Linked DNA regions of Homo sapiens: region 1 is linked to region 2. A link is a contact called in ENCODE Hi-C or POLR2A ChIA-PET data. All regions are on one chromosome and are shown on one strand. Each heading gives the region's core, a stretch centred on a gene start or an enhancer-like site at or near the end of the contact. The rest is flanking DNA. Distances are from core to core; before and after follow the strand shown. Region 1 holds the start of RIPOR2 (RHO family interacting cell polarization regulator 2). Region 2 holds the start of LINC02828 (long intergenic non-protein coding RNA 2828).

What was found. Hi-C counts contacts between places; a loop is a spot of excess contacts on that map. ChIA-PET counts read pairs that join two places held with the same protein, here RNA polymerase II (POLR2A). Pooled maps may share reads with other maps.
Region 1: a pooled map shows a loop between it and region 2 (3-fold over the local background). The contact joins the promoter of RIPOR2 here to the promoter of LINC02828 in region 2. A Hi-C loop is called at or near these places in 6 of 50 pooled maps. POLR2A ChIA-PET finds 5 or more read pairs at or near these places in 3 of 52 experiments (PC-9, activated B cell and activated CD4-positive, alpha-beta T cell).

What each region holds. Positions count from the first base shown.
Region 1 is chr6:24,934,104-24,937,589 of GRCh38, reverse strand. RIPOR2 (RHO family interacting cell polarization regulator 2) reads left to right here and starts at 1,630. Exons shown (of 22, transcript NM_001286445.3): 1 at 1,630-1,752. The coding sequence starts at 1,692. It overlaps LOC105374981 (a long non-coding RNA gene), which reads right to left. Exons shown (of 3, transcript XR_007059514.1): 2 at 3,220-3,344. RefSeq lists an enhancer at 748-917.
Region 2 is chr6:24,740,196-24,743,614 of GRCh38, reverse strand. It overlaps LINC02828 (long intergenic non-protein coding RNA 2828), which reads right to left and starts at 1,310. Exons shown (of 3, transcript NR_183315.1): 1 at 1,269-1,310. RefSeq lists an enhancer at 1-90.

The DNA.
Region 1 (3,486 bases), core at 381-2,880, 190 kb before region 2:
ATTTCCTACACCTAGGCCCATTTTAATTAATTTAATTTATGTAACTAAGTGCAACCCTTGTCCAGAAACATCATTCAAGTGGGGATCATGGTAGGGGGTGGTAAAAGGGTCAGAAAGGGGAGATGCAAAGGAGAGCTAGAGAAAAGGATAACTCCAGTTCTCTGCCTGTCAGTGTGTCTCAAGGTGGGCATTATTGGTATTTGGAGCTGGACAGTTCTTCCTGTTGAGCTACTGTTCCATGCATTATGGTAAGGTTGATATCCCTGGGCCCCTGAGTGCTAAGACATTAAATACCAGTAATAACCCCCAGTCATTGTGCCACCCAAAACACCCCAGACATTTCCAAGCTCTCCTCTAAGGATGGTTCCAGCCCTGATTGACAACAATTGGTGATCCCAGCAGGACCCAAGCTGTACACTGTCTTTGGGAACTGCTGCAGCCACCAATGCAGGGATGAACTGACTGTTGCTGCTCAGTTAACCCTCAGTGTCTGATTCCTGAATTCCTCTGGGGTGATCCCTTCTCACTGCTGGATTTCTCCAACCCTGTTGTCCACAGTCTCTTCTGGGAGAAAATGGTGCAATTTCAAGGTTGCAGTTACAGGAGGAGGGGACAGTTTCTCTAGGGTAACACTGGGAGTATCTTCAAAACCATGCAGTAAATAAAGTGCCAAAAATAAACACCTTGGGTCAACAGCTCCTCACTGTCATCTCCATTTGCATTTTCTAAGCTTCTGGCCACCTAAGAGATCTTACAACACAGTGGAGTGCTCTGGGAAACCCCGAAATGAAGTCTCAGTATTACTCAGAGAGATGTGTGTTTGTTTGTGCAGCCAGACAGAATTTGGCACACGTTGGGTAGCTCGATATGGTGATGCCAGCCAATGGTGCTCGCGTAGAAGCTCAGTGTTCACTCATCCCTTTGGGAGGACTGCTTTTTGAGTTACATTTTCTTCTTTCTCCTTTAGTGATACAGTCTGAAGTATCAAACTGAGTAAATATTGTGAAATGCAAGATGTTTGACCAAAACCAGTTATCTATTCATTGACTATAGATTTAATCGAGCCACATAAAGCCTAGATATGGTTCAGTTTGGTTTAAATGCTGTAAAGTTTCCAATCCTTAAATGCAAGAGGTTTGAAAAAAAGAAAAGAAAAGAAAAGAAAAATGCAACTATTACTGAGCAAAATAAAAGCTCTGTCCTCTAAATGCCTGCTTTGGTTTAACATAGTGGCTTGCTTTACTTTCAGATAAATTGTAATTGAAGCAAAACCAAGATATGAGAAATATGAACTCCCTCTTTCAACAAAACCCATTGTGTTCAAATTCATAAGCAAGAAAGTTAAGCACCCACCTTCCTCTTTAAGGAAATATGAAAGTTGTTGCTTTGAAATAGAATTCATTGCATTCAGACTTTGAGTGATATCTGTATTCATATCCAACCGGATCTGCAGCCCTCTTCAAAAAATTCTTTCTCCTCAGTGGTGAGAATTACCCCACCTGGGATTCACTCTTCACAAGGCTCAAGAAGCCTATTCATATGAATGAAACTGCTTTCTTCAGGGCAGATGCGGAAGCTGCCCTCCAGAGGGCTTGGGCAACCCAAGGAAAGGAAATCACCTCGGTCGGCAGTGTGACTGCTGAGACTGCCGGGGCTGCTGCCTGCTGCTTCTCGCGCCTGTCCTCTCCAAGATGCAGTTTTTTGATGCTGAGGAGCTCCTGGTCGATGAAGAGGATGATGTTTTTGGTGAAGGTAAATGCATCTTTCTGGCAGGAGGCTCTCCGGTCTGCTTTGCTTTGTTTTGACACCACTGGACACTTTTGCCCAGCTTGGGCAAGGACTTGAGTATTTTGAAATGATAAAAACAAAGCATCCTGAGTGAGGTAGTGGCTGCAAATATCAACTTAGGCACTGAAGGAATACACAAGGCAAGGGGTGGAACAAGGGGTTGAGTCATTCCCGCAAATACATTTTTTAAAGTCATGACTAAAATAAAGGTTTAGTTTAGGCTGGAAAATAGTACTAAATTTTTTGCCTTGTCTCTCTTCTGTGCTATCTCTTGTCTAACACCTTAAGGAAAGCCTGTCACAGTGGTTTGAGCACAGCAGGGCTGCTAGGGAAGAAGTTAAATAAATGGACCAGGAGTGGTTTTTCATGGTACCATGTTGCTTTGATTTGCACTTCTCTCTTTCTGTCTCTCTCTCTCTCTGTCTCTCTCTCTCTGTCTATCTTTCTCTCGGTCCTTCTCTTTTTTTTTTTTTTTTTTTTTGTTGTTGTTTTTTGAGACAGAGTCTTGCTTTGTTGCTCAGGCTGGAGTGCAGTGGTGCAATCTCAGCTCACTGCAACCTCCGTCTCCCGGGTTCAAGTCATTCTCCTGCCTCAGCCTCCCAAGTAGCTGGGACTACAGGCGCCCACCACCATGCCCAGCTAATTTTTGTATTTTTAGTAGAGATGGGATTTTGCCATGTTGGCCAGGCTGGTCTTGAAATCCTGACTTCAGGTGATCCACCCTCCTTGGCCCCCCAAAGTGCTGGGATTACAGGCGTGAGCTACCATGCCCGGCCTGGGTCCTTCTCTCTTACTCTTCCTCACACATACTTGGCACTCCAACCCTCCATTCCCTTTTCCAATTTTCTTTTTTCCCAAGTCGGGATACTGGAGCCCTGGTAGCTTCCAATCCCCATTGGCACTGCTCAGTTTTCTGTTCTCATCTTGCAGCTTTTCCATGACTTGACCTATCCACTGGAATTTAACTGTAAAGGTTGCGATTTTAAAGGGATGATCTAGTCATTGGATGGATGTTTTGTTCAAATGCTGCCTATGAGATTGGGCTATAGGCAAAAGCTTTTTTAGAATTTGGAGCCACCTAAATAAAGGAAATTTGGACTCAAGAATCTCGTGAATTTGATTATTTTCCGCAAGAAACTACGTCTAGCAATTTTTTAAAAAACTCTATTCAGTAATTTTTTAAAAGGAACAGTAGTAAGGTTTTTGTGTATGTGTAATTACCCAAGCAATACAAGTTCGCTGAAGAAAAATTAGAGTGTCGCAAAGAACCCCTTGTAATCTAGTCATGTAGAATGTAATCATGGTTAATATTTTGATGTTGTCTTTCTGCTATGTTGTTCTAGCTACAGAAATATTTAAAATCATTAGTTGGGTTTTTATCACAACTTAAATCAATTTGAAGAATATCTATTGAGCTTCGCTGCTGTTTACCAAGTTATCATTCTGTTGTGTTACTTTGATGGCAGGCGTTTAGGCCACCAACACCTTGAAGTTTGATCTTAGGCCCCATTCTTCAGCTTTCACTTCTTAAAGATGTTTCCTCTTTAAGCAAACACCTTAAAGAGAAAATTTATACTTAGATACTAACTCTTTTGAGGACCTGAAAAATGCTCACAACTATGAAGATAAGCTTAGAACGGAAAAATTGGCAATCATTCACCCACACCTCCCTCCAGGAATGGCATTCCAAAACGCCCA
Region 2 (3,419 bases), core at 61-2,560:
AGAAGGATAAAGACTTTTACCCTGACTACCCTGTTTTCTGCCTTTGAACTGTGATGTTGGGAGCTGTGGCAGCCATTTTGAATTTATGAGTTAACAAGAATAAGGACTGGCAGAGCAGAAGGAAGGAGCCTAAGATCTGCTGACATTGTTGAGCTCCTGAATGAATGCCAGCTACCAAGTTGCAGCATGACTCATATCTTTACTTCCAACTTTCATTTCTTTCTTCAGGCTTATATTACTAAGAGGTCATGACTAATCTCACTTAACGAAGTATTCCTGTCAAAGCTTTTAGCCATTTGCCTTTGCAGACAGTTTAGACATTTTACTTGGAGCAGAGAATAGTTGATTTTGTGCTAAAAGTCTTCCTAGCAGAGACTCTTCCTGGCTTCAGATGATATCAATGACCTTAATGTTCAGCTTGTGGCATAGAATTCCAGAACTCTGGAAACAGCAATGCAACAACAGAAAATGATTCGGGAAAGAGCTTCTTTAAGGTCACACACATGGATTTCGTAAACGGCCCAGATTGTCTTTAGTTCTTTGTTATTTCTTTTGTTTTACAGATGCTTGAGCTTTTGTTAGTGAATAAGTATTACTATTGCTTGGTATCTTTTACCGAATTCGTATGAAATTCTTATGAATTTTTGCCTGTATGAAATTCATAATCTTACCAATGGGTTTTCTTTCTCTCCTCAAGCTTTCCTTCCATTCCCTTACTTCACATTCAATGAATTTCTTGTGTATGCCACTACCAAGTCTCAAGCTCCTACAATTATTCTAATTTCTACTTCTGTGTATTGGTACGCCATCTCTCCACCTTGCCTCCTCCCTCTCTGGGAGTCTTATCCCCCTCCTTTCTAAAATAAATTCATCTAAGGTGTTCCCAACCATCCTAGGCAAACCTTCAGAGGACTTCACTTCTACTTGGTCTTCCTTTATTCTCCCACTTCATTGGTTCCTTCCCCATTTACCTTCAACGCTACAACAGGTCTCCGTGGATAGTCATGCCCAGCCCCCAGCACACTTTCTGTGGGCTACCTAAGCTCTTAAATGGATGGTAAATGCCTTGGGGTTGCATTTGTTCTCTATCCACAATCTCATCTACTGCATACTTGGCAATGCGGTTTCCATCCTCCCAGCAACACTGAAACTGTTTTCTAAAAGGTCAACAAAGACCTCTTTTTAGTTAAATCCATTATTCTTTTCTGGTTTTTCTTTCTCTGTTTCTCTCTACAGCATTAAAAAGAAAAAAAAAAGATTTCTCATACCTCAAATGTTCGGCTTCCTTGGCTTCTGTCCTATTTGCTAGCAGTTCCTTCCCTTTTTATTGCCTTTTATTTCTCTTGCCATTCCTTTGCTACGTATTCCCTTGCTCCCTATTCTCTCTATCCTTTCACTCCAAAGTCACATTATCTTCCCTGTAGCCATTACCTCTGCGGTTAAAAAGGCCTGTTCTGTTTTCTTTTTCTTTTCTTTCTTTCTTTCTTTCTTTTCTTTTTTTTTTTTTTTTTTGAGATGGAGTCTTGCTCTGTTTCCCAGGCTGGAGTGCAGTGGCTCTGTCTCAGCTCACTGCAACCTCTGCCTCCCAGGTTCAAGCAATTCTCCTTCCTCAGCCTCCCGAGTAGCTGGAATTACAGGCATGTGCCACCATGCCTGGCTAATTTTTGTATTTTTAGTAGAGATGGGGTTTTACCATGTTGGCCAGGTGGTCTCGAACTCCTGACTGCAGGTAATCTGCCCTCCTTGGCCTTCCAAAGTGCTGGGATTACAGGCGTGAGCCGCCATATTTCACTGGGGCTGCAATTTTAAATTTTATTTTATGTATATATGTATTTATTTATTTATTTTAATTTTTTATTTTTTGAGACAGAGTCTCACACTGTAGCCCAGGCTGGAGGGCAGTGGTCAGATATCAGCTCACTGCAACCTCTGCCTCCCAGGCTCAAATGATCCTCCCACCTCAGTCTCCTGAGTAGCTGGGATTACAGGCGTGCACCACCACACCAAGCTAATTTTTTTGTATTTTTAGTAGAGATGGGGTTTTGCCATGTTGGCCAAGCTAGTCTTGAACTCCTGACCTAAAGTAATCTGCCTGCCTTGGCCTGCCAAAGTGCTGGGATTACAGCCATGAGCCACCATGCCTGGCCTTATTTACATATTTATTTTTGAGATGAGGTCTCAGTCTGTCACCCAGACTGGAGTGCAGTGCTGCTGTGATAGATAACTGTAGCCTGAAGCTCCTGGGCTCAAGCAATCCTTCTGCCTCAGCTTCCCAAGTAGCTGGGACTACAGATGCAAGCCACCATGCCCAGATAATTTATGAGTTTTTTGTAGAGATGGCATCTCACTATATTGCCCAGGCTGGTCTTGAACTCCTGGGTTCAGGCAAACCTCCCATGGCTGGGCTCTAGGCTTGGCTTTCCAAAGTGCTGGGGTTATAGGCATGAACCACTATGCCTGGCTGGTGCTGCAATTCAAAATCACCTCCCTTCTCAAACTAGCTCCCTTTCCCACTTTCCTGCCTGTGGTCATGGCATGGTCACTTTCTTAGTCACTGTCTTAGTCTGCTCAGGCTGCCATAACAAAACACCACAGACTGGATAGCTAAAACAACAGAAATTTATTTTCTCACAGTTCTCTGGGTCAGAAGTCCAAGATCAAGATTCTGGCAGGTTTGGTTTCTCCTGAACTCTCTCTCCTTGGCTTGCAGATGGCCATCTTCTTGGTGGGTCCTCACATGGCTTTTATTTTATTTTATTTTTTGCACCAGAGGCAGGGTCTCATTCTGCTGCCTCAGACTCCCGAGCTCAAGCAATGCTCCTGCTTTAGCTTCTCAAGTTGTTGGGATTACAGGCATGCACCACTGTACCCAGCAATGGCCTTTCTTTTGTGCATGTATTTCTGGTTTCTCTCCCTTTTCTTATAAGGACATTAATCATATTGGATTGGAGACCACTCTAATAACTTTTTCACCTCTCTAATAATTTTTTAACCTTAATCATCTCTTTAAAGGTCTTATCTCTAAATACAGGCACATTCTGAAGCATACTAGGGATTAGGATTTCAATATATGAATTTTGGGGAGGCACAATTCAGTCCGTAACAGTTACTCGCACCAAAACTTGGGTGTCCTCTTCACTTACCTCTATCATTTTCTATCCAGATATTTTACTTTCTAGATTTTTTCTATTAAGTGTTTAAATTCATCCTTTTATCACCATTGCCAGTGCCATTTTCAGGCCTTAATCAACTCTAAATTTCCATGCCTGGTCTTTTATAAGGCCCTCTGTAATCTGACCCATCTTGTCTTTTCTTTTAGTATGTTTATCATGTACATTGTAGAAAATATAACACTAAATTTTTGTGTCTGGCTACTTTCACTCAATAAAAAAGCAACAGTCCTCTTCCCTACCCAGACC